Linked DNA regions of Homo sapiens: region 1 is linked to region 2. A link is a contact called in ENCODE Hi-C or POLR2A ChIA-PET data. All regions are on one chromosome and are shown on one strand. The core of a region is the stretch at or near the end of the contact, and the rest is flanking DNA. Distances in the headings are between cores, read along the strand shown. Region 1 holds the start of TCHP (trichoplein keratin filament binding). Region 2 holds the start of C12orf76 (chromosome 12 open reading frame 76).

Region 1 (6,033 bases), core at 3,237-5,736, 150 kb before region 2:
TTTTCTTCTCCCATGCTAGGATACCTAAAATCACAAGTCCTGGAGCAGCTCCAACCTGCGGGTTCCTACCAGGGCTTTCCCTCTCAGCCCCCTGCACGCCGTAGTCATTGACCTGTCATTGAATATTTCATATTGCCAAATTCTTTGTATGTTCACATTTGCAGGCCTCTTTTTTTTGAGATGGAGTCTCACTCTGTTGCCCAGGTTGGAGTGCAGTGGCATGATTTCGGCTCACTGCAACCTCTACCTCCCAGGTTCAAGTGATTCTCTTGCTTCAGTCTCCTGAGTAGCTGGGACTACAGGCACGCACTACCACACCTGGCTAATTTTTGTATTTTTGGTGGAGATGGGGTTTCACCATGTTGCCCAGGCTGGTCTCGAACTCCTGACCTCAAGTGATCCATCCGCCTTGGCCTCCCAGAGTGCTGGCATTACAGGCGTGAGCCACTGTGCCCGGCCGCAGGCCTCTTTTAAGAGCTACACTTGCAAGCCACAAGCTCCCAGAAAAACACACTGAAGAGGGATTCACAGTCTCAGAGGTTTGTTGTAAATCCTGGCTTTTATAGTCTTTGCTGTGTGACCTCAAGAGAGTTGATTCACCTCTCTGAGCCTCAGCGCCCTCATCTGCAAAATGGGGGCAGGAACAAACTCCTCCCAGGTTGGAGGGAGGCTTAAATGAGATAATATATCTCAAAGCACCTGGCACATAGCAGGTGTTCAAGAAATGCTCGTTCCTTTTCTTCTTTTTGCTTTCTCTTAACACCATAGATTCCTTTTTCCTTTGGAGGAGAAGAAAGTACTCAAAATAGGGGATCCATTCACTTTTTCATTCTCAACACAAATATTGATTGAGGCCGGGCATGGTGGTTCATGCCTGTAATCCCAGCGCTTTGGGAGGTTGATGCCTGAGGTCAGGAGTTCAAGACCAGCCTGGGCAACATGGCAAAACCCCAACTCTACTGAAAAAAAATACAAAAATTAGCCGGACGTGGTGGCGGGCACCTGTAATCCCAGCTACTTAAGAGGCTGAGGCAAGAGAATTGCTTGAACCTGGGAGGCAGAGGCTGCAGTGAGCCAAGTTCGCACCACTGCACTCCATCAGCCTGGGTGATAGAGTGAGACTCTGTCTCAAATATATATATAGATAGATATAGATATATAGATAGATAGATAGAGTGCTTACCACATACAAGGCATGGCATGGGGAATGCAGCAAGGAACACGATGATCCCTGCTCTTGTGTTGCAGCAAGAGGGCTTAGGCACTGGGATCAGGCAGAACTGGTTTCAAATCATGGCTCAACCACCTATCAGCTGCGGCTCCTCAGGCAAGCCATGCCACCTTTTCGAGGCTTAGTTTAGGCAATTCTAACATGGGGGCAATAAGATATCTCATAGAATGCCCAAGAGGAGCAAAGGAAAAGGCACTTGTAAAGTTGCTTAATAGCGACAGCCAGCAGCTGTGTAATCAAGAGGTTCAGAGTTGAACTGTGGGGGCCGGTGAGGATGTCTGGCCAGCAAAAGAGAATGGAGGCTGTAATCTGGGGACTTCAGGCTTCCAGGATCAGGCCACTTAGGAATGGTTGCCCTCCGGCATGCTGGTCGAGCCCTAAGCCCTAAAGTTCTGCTAGTGGAGCTTATCTGGTCATTATACAGATGAGGAAACTGAGGCCCAGAGAGTGGAAAGGCCTTGCCCAAGAGGCACAAAATCAGGATCAGGTCTCCCTTACCTTGCCCCAACTCACATATTTCTTTTTCTTTTCTTTTCTTTCTTTCTTTCTTTTTTTTTTTTGAGACAGGGACTCCCTCTGTTGCCCAGGCTGGAGTTCAGCGGTCAGATCTCGGCTCACTGCAACCTCTGCCACCTGGGTTCAAGTGATTCTCATGCCTCAGCCTCCCGAGCTGGGATTACAAGTGCATGCCACCACACCTGGCTAATTTTTGTATTTTTAGTAGAGACAAGGTTTCGCCACGTTGGCCAGGCTGGTATCGAACTCCTGACCTCAAATGATCCACCTGCCTCAGCCTCCCAAAATACTAGGATTACAGGCGTGAGCCACCACGCCTGGTCCAATTCATGTGTTTATGAAGTTCCTGTCGACAGACATTTATGTGTTGGTCTCCTTTGTTGGGTGGGCATCTCTGCTAAGTGACTGCAGTGGGCTGCTGCCACCCCTCTGCACTGGGGACACAACATGAAAGAGTGGCCATGAATTTGCCCAAGGGGGTAGGGATTAATGGGAGGGAAACTTGAGGACTCTTATGCACGCAGTGGGACAGACCCTGATTAAACAGGTGCCAACTAAAGGGGGATGTGAAGGAAGGCTCAAGTTTGGGCTCACCTGGGATGCACTGGATGCTCTACTCCTGGGCATGCTCCATTTATTCTCACACGGGCAACCCTAGAAAGCTGCACTATTTTTTGTTTTGCTTTGTTTTTTGAGACAGAGTCTTGCTCTGTTGCCCAGGCTAGAGTGCAGTGGCATGATCTTGGCTCACTGCAACCCCCGTCTCCTCGGTTGAGGCGATTCTCCTGCCTCGGCCTCCCGAGTAGCTGGGACTACAGGTGCCTGCCACCACGCCCAGCTAATTTTTATATTTTTAGTAGAGACGGGGGTTTCACCATGTGGCCAGGCTGGTCTGAAGCTCCTGACCTCAAGAGATCCGCCAGCCTTGGCCTCCCAAAGTGCTGGGATTACAGGCATGAGCCACCAGGCCCGGCCTGAAAGTTGCTCTATTTTTACTCTCATTCCATGGACTAGGAAGCTGAGGCACAGACAGATGAAGTGACCTGCCCAAGACTACACCAGCATGGTATAGCTTGAAACCTGGGCGTTCTGACTGTAGAGACCATGTTTTGAGACAGGGTCTCACTCTGTCACTCAGGCTGGAGTGCAATGGTGTGATCACGGCTCACTGCAGCCTCCTTGTCCTGAGCTCAAGTGATCCTCCCACCTCAGCCTCCCAAGTTGCTAGGACTATAGGTGTGCACCACCACAGCCTGCTAATTTTATTTATTTATTTATGTATTCATTTATTTATTTAATTTGGAGGTGGAGTCTCACTTTGTCACCCAGGCTGGAGTGCAGCAGCGCAATCTTGGCTCACTGCAACCTCTGCCTCCCAGGTTCAAGCGATTCTCCTGCCTCAGCCTCCCGAGTAGCTGGGAGTATAAGCATCTGCCATCATGCCCGGCTAATTTTTGTATTTTTAGCAGAGACGGGGTTTCATCATGTTGGCCAGGCTGGTCTTCAACTCCTGACCTCAGGTAATCCACCCTCCTGGGCCTCCCAAAGTGCTGGGATTACAGGCGTAAGCCACTGAACCCAGCTGAGGCCATGATGCTGCATCCAGGAAAAACAGAGATGAATAAAGAATGGAGAAATGAAGGGAAGAAGAAATGAAAGAATGGGAAAATGAAAGAAAAGAGAACAAACAAGTATTTTTCTTCATTTTCTTTTTAATGGAATAGTTGGCATGTAATACTTGTAGCACACGAGTTATAAAACATACTAATAGAATGAACACTTTTGAACTCACCACCAATATAAGACTATAATAGAAAGTTATCGGCCGGGTGCAGTGGCTCACTCCTGTAATCCTAGCACTTTGGGAGCCTGAGGCAGGCGCATCACGAGGTCAGGAGATCGAGACCATCCTGACCAATATGGTGAAACCCCATCTCTACTAAAATACAAAAAATTAGCTGGGCGTGGTGGCGTGCGCCTGTAGTCTCAGCTACTCGGTAGGCTGAGGCAGGGTAATCGCTTGAACCCGTAAGGCGGAGGTTGCAGTGAATCGAGATCACGCCACTGCACTCCAGCCTGGCGACAGAGCAAGACTCTGTCTCAAAAAAATAAAAAAGTTACCAATAACTTCCATCTACTTATGCCAGCAGGCCTCTGCCCAAGTTGTACATTGAACACACCTGGGGAATTTTGGAAAACACTGATACTCTCAGATGGGATTTGGGGTTTGGTTTGGGCATCTGGATTTTTTAAAGGTATCTGGATTTTTTCTTCTTTTTTTTGAGACAGTGTCTGGCTCTGTCACCCAGGCTGGAGTGCAGTGGCACAGTCATGGCTCACGGCAGCCTCGATCTCCTGGGCTCAACTGATCCTCCCGCCTCAGTCTCCCGAGTAGCTGGGACCACAAGTCCCACCATGCCCGGTTAAGTTTAAAAAATTTTTTAGAGACAGGAGTCCCTCTGTGTTGCCCAGGCTGGTATCTGGTGATTCTCACGCGCAGCCAGGTTTGAGGACCACTGACTTACATTCTCTTCCCCCTGGTTTCCACCTTCACCTTCACGTGATGGTAACCACCATCCTGAAATACGTGTAGTGCATGGACGGATTCTTTGCCTCCATGCTTCCCTATTTCAAGGAGCAGCGACGTTTGCTATTTATCTCCCGCTGGCCACGACGGGGCACCAGAGAAAAACACAGGCTCCCTACGCGCTGAAGGAGGCTTGGCCCTTGCGACGCTCCGTCGTCGGGCTCGTTGCCGGTGCAAACAGGGAGGAAACAGCCGGCGTTGCTGTAGCGCGTCTGGGAATTACACCGGGGGACTGGCCGGCCCGCTTCGTGCCTGCGGGAAGTCGGGCCGGGGGACTCTTCGGAAACTCCGAGCCTCAGAGAAATGTGAGTCGGAGGGTTGGACTAGGCCGGATCCGGCGTTAGGGCGGGGGCCCGCAGGCGGCCCGCGCGGGCGGGAACCGGGGCGGCAGTCAGCGGGCGCGAGCTCAGGGCGCCTCCGGGGTCCTCACTGCGCTCCCCACGCGCTGTGACCCCATTTGTTGCACGTGCATGTTCAGGTCGAGAGAGGGATGCGACGTGTTCGGGGAGCAGCCCACCTTGTGGGTGGCCAATCCGGGACGGGAATCTTAAACTTTTAACTCTTGGTGCAAAGACTGATCCACTGGCGGCTTTACGGGAGCGGGAAAAAAGTATGTGAAGCTTGCCACGGTCTCGAGACCGAGGTCACACGTTAGCAGCCTGCCGGCTACATTTGGACCATAGACGCAGAGTGTTTGCCCCCAAAACTGGAGGACCTCCAGAATGAGATTCTTGGCGTGCACCAGGCCTTTTCGCTCATTCAGCCGGCGTTCCTACCCAGGCACTGCATCGACCCTACACTTGAGGACAGCTTTTGGGTCAGGGGAATTGGTGCCTGGAGTGAGACTGCTCTCTGCTTTCAAGGCTCCAGCTGTATCCCTACATTGCTCAGGCAATTCCTCTCTCTAGGTCTCAGCTTCTTCATCTGCAAGATGAAAGGTCTGTCCTCCATGGTAGCCCAACATACTTCCGAGTGTTATTATCAGTCCCCTCCCCGGGGACTGCCAGAGCCAGGGCAGGTTGGTCCCAACAGGCAGCCCCTTGCAGCAGAGAGAGCCTGGGCTCTGGTCTCAGACGGACATGAATTAGGAACCCAGCTTGTTTATCTCCTTTACTTCCTGGCTCTGTGATCCTGAGCAAATCACTTTGTAATGCTTAACGTTGTTTTTACTAACCTTGTTTTTTAATGCCTTACCTTGTTTTTACTAACCTTGCTTTTAGACTCTTTTTTTCCCCTTAATCACCTAGCCTTGTTTCCACATGAATTAGCTCTCCCTTAGTTGAGAAAGCCGGATGAACTCCATCTGGTTCCCTCATTTACAAGACATCAAGGACTCCTTACCCACCCCTTTCCTCAAGGAGTTAACTTGTGTAAGCAGAATCTCAACATATCAAAGAGTCCAATTAACTGATAAGGTACTGAAACAAGCAATGTACGAAGTTCCCAGGATTTTGCTCAAAAGATAACACCATAAAACCTTGAGTTGGTGTCGGGCAGAGCACCCATATCTAACATTTTATGAAAGATTTAGAGCCCCTGCACCTGGAACTGTTGTTTCTCTGTAACCATTTGTCTTTTAATTGTTTCTCTGTGACTCTTTGTCCTTTTAATTTTTGCATGTTTTTACTTATGTAGAATTGTTGCATCTGAGCTCCCCTCCCCTTCCTAAACCAAAGTATAAAGGAAAATCAAGCCCCTT
Region 2 (6,399 bases), core at 1,793-4,292:
GGAGGCTGAGGCAGGAGAATCACCTGAACCAGGGAGTCGGGGGTTGCAGTGAGCCAAGATCGCGCCACTGCACTGGCCTGGCAACAGAGCGAGACTCCATCTCAAAAAAATAAAAAATAAAAAACTTAAAACTCCCAAAGCAGGAATGCAGAAGATTGGAATTGGGGAATGGAAATCTACCTTTAAAAAATAAAAAAGGCCAGGCGCAGCGGCTCACACCTGTAATGCCAGCACTTTGGGAGGCCGAGATGGGCAGATCACTTGAGATCAAGACTTCGAGACAAGCCTGGCCAACATGGAGAAACCCCCTCTGTACTAAAATTACAAACATTAGCCGGGCACGGTGGTGGGTGCCTGTAATCCCAGCTACTTGGGAGGCTTAGGCAAGAGAATCACTTGAACCTGGGCGGTGGAGGTTGCAGTGAACCAAGATCATGCCATTGCACTCCAGATTGGGCAACAGAGTGAGACTCCATATAAAAAATAATAATAAAAATAAAGTTTAAAAAGGAGCTTAAAACCATGAGTTGTTAGGTACACAATGGCCATGCATTTGGGGCCTGATCAATTCTCCCAGTCGTCATCTTTTCACTTCTCCCTACACTTTGCATGCAGTGACAGTTGCCTGAATTGCAGGCCCAGGCAGAACCTTAAAAGAATGTTTTAGGGCGGGCGTGGTGGCTCACACCTGTAATCCCAGCACTTTGGGAGGCCACAGTGGGCAGTTCATGAGGTCAAGAGATCGAGACCATCCTGGCCAACATGGTGAAACCCCATCTCTACTAAAAATACAAAAATTACCTGGGCGTGGTGGCACACGCCTGTGGTCCCAGCTACTCAAGAGGCTGAGGCAGGATAATTGCTCGAACCCAGGAGGCGGAGGCTGCAGTGAGCTGAGACCGCACCACTGCACTCCAGCCTTGGCAACAAGAGCAAAACTCCATCTCAAAAAAATAAATAAATACCAACTGTACGGAACTGTCTAGGACAGCATTTCTCAAACTATCTATGGCAAAGGAGTAGTTTTTATAATTTCTAGTCTGTCCCAGACCACTACATAGCCCTACTGTGCATGACTAATAACCAGTTCCCTTCATCTGCAAAGCATTCCAGTTCAGAGACACCTAGAACTGGTCTCTAAGTGCTTGGATGTTGCAACAATGTCAAACTGTTAAGTTTCTAAACACTCTCAATTTCTGTAGTCATCTCTTTGCAGATAACATAGTTTGCAGACTCACACTGGTCTGCAGACTACCCTTTGAGTAGTACTGTTCCACAGCAGTGGGTATCCAATGGGGATTTGGCGTACCGTGGACATTTGGCAATGTCTGGAGAGATTTTGACTATCTTGATTAGGAGTAGGGGGTGCTACTGGTATCTAAAGGCTGGGGATGCCACCAAACTTCTTACAGTGTTTATCATAGCCCCCCCACTGCCCCTCGCCCCCTGAAATCATTTATCCAACATGTCGTAATATCCAGGTTGAGAAACCCTGTTCTGAAGGATCGAGTGGGATAATGTGTGGAAACTATTTAGTAGAGTGCTAGGTACACAGTAAGTCGTCAACACATGGCAAACACTGAGTTCATGTAGAGTCAAGATAATCCAAAATGATACTAATAGCCACTTTGTAGATATACAGATGTACCAAGGAGATACAGTGGGAAGGGAAGACTTTGGCGAGGGGCAGATTTATTGTGAAGTTTGCCAAGCTTTAAGTTCCAGAACTCCTTCCAAAGCCAAAGCCATGCACACACACATATTTACGCAGCGTGTGTGTGTGTTGAAGATATCCTCCCACAACTTATGTTTCAAGCCCCCAAACAGGTTCTAGTATTGGCCTCATCATTTCCTAGCTATGTAACTTTGGGCAAATAACTTCACTTCTCTGAGTTTCATTTTCCTTATCTGAAAAATAGAGCTGCAACATCAGGTGCGGTGGCTCACACTTGTAATCCCAACACTTTGGGAGGCCGAGGCAGGAGGATTGCTTGAGCCCAAGAGTTCGAGACCCCCACCTCTACAAAAAGTAAACAACAACAACAACAAAATGAGCCAGGTGTGGTGGTGCACGCCTGTAGTCCCAGCTACTCGCCCGGGATGCTGAGGTGGCAGGATCACTTAAACCCAGGAGGCCGAGGCTGCAGTGAGCCAAGATCGTGCCACAGCACTCCAGCCTGGGTGACAGAGGAGACACTATTGTAAAAGAAAAAAAAAGGGCTGCAAACCGTACGTTTCTCATTAAGTTATTGTAAGGCTCAAATGAATTCGCGTATACAAAGTGCGTAGCACAAGACATGGGATGTAGGAAATGCTCAAAAACTGTTATCATTTTTGCAATAAATACTGGCTCCTCTGGGAAAGAAGAGGGGTGGGGTAAATGATGTGCCTTGTTGCCTAGCCTGAGCCCACACTGCCAGAGAGGAGAGGACCCAGAATGAGACCCAGGTCTCCCGATTGCAGTTCATTCATGGGCAAGCAGTACATATTGAGAGCTTACTGGACACCATGCCAGGCTTGAGACCAGCCTGGCCAACATAGTGAAACCCCATCTCTACTAAAAATACAAAAATTAGCCAAGTGTGGTGGTGTGCGCCTGTAATCCCAGCTACTCGGCAGGCTGAGGCAGGAGAATTGCTTGAACCTGGGAGGCGAAGGTTCTGGCACATATTGAGCACTTGCTGAGAGGCAAAGTTCAGGCCTTCTGCCCCAGGCTTTTGGAGAGGGAGTCTCGGGGCCCCCTGAGGGGCCTCACCTGCACCCCCCGCACTCACCCATCTCCCCACTCTATCCCCTGTCCGCTCCGTACATGCCCGGCTCCAGCACCCGGAGCAGTGAAAGCTCAGGCACTACCCGCCGCCCGCCAGCCCGAGGGCCGCTCACCCAGGTTCTGCCCTCGCAGCACCGCGTACGGCCGGCTCCGCTCCAGCGGATCCACGGGGCTCGGGGCCTCTGCCTCCCCCACCAGGAGGCTGCAGAGGCCAAGGTACAGCCACGGTAACGCTGGACGCAGCATCTTCCCCAGCCCTGCAGAAGCAGAGAGGCCACTTCCGTCGCAAGCCCTGCCTCTGTCTCCTCCCAGGTCTCTCTGCGTCGCTGCCACCGCCCTTAGGGCGCGCGTCATTGCCATGGTAACTGTGCGTCCTGGTCTAAGTTCCGCTTCTGCCTAAGATTTGTTCCGGATTAACGTTCCTCAATAACTAATGTTTCCCCCGGACCAACTTTCCGTTCAGATCAACTTTCCGTCTGTGCCAACGTTCGCCGCGATTACCGTTCTGCTGTGGTTAGCGTTCCCTCATCCATTGGGGTCGAGGTCTTGTAGGTCCATTTGGGGCCTATTGAAGATTTTTTACGAATCCATGCATTTTCTTATTAAACCTTCATTACGGGCCTGGAAAATAGATACTGTGTTTCTATAGTACAAATGCCATCTTCTCAGGGAGCCCTTGCCCAGACATCCTTTTCTAAAATTGCAACCCTCCCTTTCCCTTAATGTACATTCTCCCTACCTTCGTTCTCTTCCATTCCCCCCATTCACTTTAGACTCATCACCATTTACCTTATACATTTAACGTACATTTGATGATTTTCTGAGGACCTGCTCCGCCCTAGCATGTAAAGTCCACGAGCACAGCGATTTTGTTCTTGCTCTCTGCTCTGTCCCAGAGACTGGGGGAGAGAGAGACCCTCTCATTTTGTTTTATATTGTTTTATACTCAGTACCTGTTTTAAGAAGAAACAACAAGGAAGTGAAACCAAAGACGGGCAGCCCGGCGCCAGGCCCGAAACCAGGCCTGGGCCTGCCTGGCCTAAACCCAGTTTCATGTGTGTGAAGAGACCACCAAACGTGTGTGAAGAGACCACCAAACAGGCTTTGTGTGAGCAACATGGCTGTTTATTTCACCTGGGTGCAGGCGGGCTGAGTCCGAAAAGAGAGTAAGCAAAGGGTGGTGGATTATCATTAGTTCTTACAGGTTTTGGGATAGGCGGTGAAGTTAAGAGCAATGTTTTGCGGGCAGGGGTGGATCTCACGAAGTACATTCTCAAGGGTAGGGAGAATTACAAAGAACCTTCTTAAGGTTGGGGGAGATTACAAAGTACCTTAAGGGTGGGGGAGATTACAAAGTACATTGATCAGTTAGGGTGGGGCAGAAACAAATCACAATGGTGGAATGTCATCAGTTAAGGCTATTTTTACTTCTTTTGTGGATCTTCAGTTACTTCAGGCCATCTGGATGTATACGTGCAAGTCACAGGGGATGCGATGGCTTGGCTTGGGCTCAGAGGCCTCACACCCAGTAGCTAAAAATCAACTCATAACTTAGAAACCGATGTTATTCATAGATTCCAGACATTGTATAGAAGAACGTTGTGAAACTCCCTGCCCTGTTCTGTTTCTCTCTTACCACTGGTGCATGCAGCCCCTGTCACGTACCACCTACTTGCTCAAATCAATCACGACCCTTTCATGTGAAATCTTTAGTGCTGTGAGGAGCCCTTAAAAGGGACAGAAATTGTGCATTCGGGGAGCTCGGATTTTAAGGCAGTAGCTTGCCGATGCTGCCAGCTGAATAAAGCCCTTCCTTCTACAACTCGGTGTCTGAGAGGTTTTGTCTGCGGCTCGTCCTGCTACAAGACTAGAAGAGTAGCATATTATATTCAGTAACTGTTTGCTGAATACATGAGGGAATTGAGCTAAGTGTTTGGCCCAACACTGCACACACAAAGTGGCAGAGCTAGAATTTGACCCAAGCATAGTTTTGAATCTGGAGGCTTTACCACCTCACACATTGCCTCACCTCCTGAAGGTTTGATTTGTAGTGGGATTAGTATCATTCACCTCACAATGGATGTGCAATACAAATGTCAGAGGCGTGTGAACCAGAGCAACTCCATCTTAAATAGGAGCTGGGTAAAATGAGGCTGAAACCTACTGGGCTGAATTCCCAGACGGTTAAGGCATTCTAAGTCACAGGATGATATAGGAGGTCAGCACAAAATACAGGTCATAAAGACCTTGCTGATAAAACAGGTTGCAGTAAAGGAGCCTGCTATAAACCACCAAAACCAAAATGGTGACAAGAGTGACCTCTGGTCGTCCTCACTGCTACACTCCCAGCAGCGCCATGACAGTTTACAAATGCCATGGTAATGTCAGGAAGTTACCCTATATGGTCTAAAAGGGGGAGGCATGAATAATCCACCCCTCGTTTAGCGTATCATCAAGAAATAATCATAAAAATGCCTAACCAGCAGCCCTCGGGGGCTACTCTGTCTATGGAGTAGCCATTCTTTTATTCCACTACTTTATTAATAAACTTGCTTTCACTTTGCACTGTGGACTTGCCCTAATTCTTTCTTGCGCTAGATCCAAGAACCCCCTCTTGGGGTCTGGATCGGGACCCTTTTCCTGTAACGTATTTCTGGCAACCACAGAAGGGACTATAGTGCAGAAACCTGACCCAATGGCTACCTTTGGGTAAGTGTTGGGGTCCGTTAACACTACCAGGTGTTCACCTGCAAAGGGAAGGTGTAATCTGCCATGTTAAAGACACTGTGCACCAACTTCTTCATTTCTTTCTCCACGATCTCCTCTTTCACTTCTGCTGTCCTTTTCACCTTGCTGTGCACAGAACTGATGACAGGCTCTTTCCACTGGTACAGCTTGCCACTCACCAGAGCAAAGCTAAATGGCAGGCACAGGAAAGCATCAATGGGAGGCATAGCACAGTGGGGTGGGAGGCAGGCTCTGCAGGCCACTTCCGTTCCAATCCTAGCTCGGCTGCATGACTTGCTTCCGTGTGACTCGTTTTCCCTCTCTGCACAATGGGAAGCATAATCATACCTGCCTCATGAATTGTGAGGATCAAATGATATATGTCTGCAAACTCCTTTGCCCAGTATCTGGCACATACTGAGCACTCGCTATAGGAAAGCTGCTGCCCCCAATCTCATTTTTTTTTTTTAAATGGAGTCTTGCTCTGTCGCCCAGGTTGGAGTGCAGTGGTGTGATCTCGGCTCACTGCAACCTCCGCCCCCTAGGTTGAAGCGATTCTCCTGCCTCAGCATTCTGAGTAGCTGGGATTACAGGCGCACGCCACCACACCAGGCTAATTTTTGTATTTTTAGTAGAGACAGGATTTCACCATGTTGGGCAGGCTGGTCTTGAACTCCTGACCTCATGATCTGCCTGCCTTGGCCTTCCAAAGTGTTGGGATTACAGGTGTGAGCCACCATGCCCGGCCCCCAATCCCATTCTTTAACATTGCCTAACATGGACCCTCATGGATAGGACAGCTTCTCAAGTCATAAAGTCCCACTCCAGTGGGTTCACCAGCTTGCACCTTCTAGTCAAAGGCTGTGTCTGGTGCATTTCCAGAAACACCCACCTGCTTTATC

Evidence for each region. Hi-C counts contacts between places; a loop is a spot of excess contacts on that map. ChIA-PET counts read pairs that join two places held with the same protein, here RNA polymerase II (POLR2A). Pooled maps may share reads with other maps.
Region 1: a loop to region 2 is called in a map of naive thymus-derived CD4-positive, alpha-beta T cell, with 6 times the contacts of the local background. The contact joins the promoter of TCHP here to the promoter of C12orf76 in region 2. A Hi-C loop is called at or near these places in 1 of 168 maps with a recorded cell type or tissue (naive thymus-derived CD4-positive, alpha-beta T cell), 3 of 37 single-sample maps with no recorded cell type and 10 of 50 pooled maps. POLR2A ChIA-PET finds 5 or more read pairs at or near these places in 3 of 52 experiments (activated T-cell, activated naive CD8-positive, alpha-beta T cell and endothelial cell of umbilical vein).

Annotation. Positions count from the first base shown.
Region 1 is chr12:109,895,788-109,901,820 of GRCh38, forward strand. It overlaps TCHP (trichoplein keratin filament binding), which reads left to right and starts at 4,487. Exons shown (of 13, transcript NM_001143852.2): 1 at 4,487-4,639. RefSeq lists enhancers at 4,210-5,050, 5,051-5,891 and a silencer at 4,708-4,817.
Region 2 is chr12:110,045,480-110,051,878 of GRCh38, forward strand. It overlaps C12orf76 (chromosome 12 open reading frame 76), which reads right to left and starts at 3,043. Exons shown (of 2, transcript NM_001389625.1): 1 at 2,884-3,043. The coding sequence starts at 3,016. RefSeq lists a silencer at 2,752-2,811 and an enhancer at 3,732-3,991.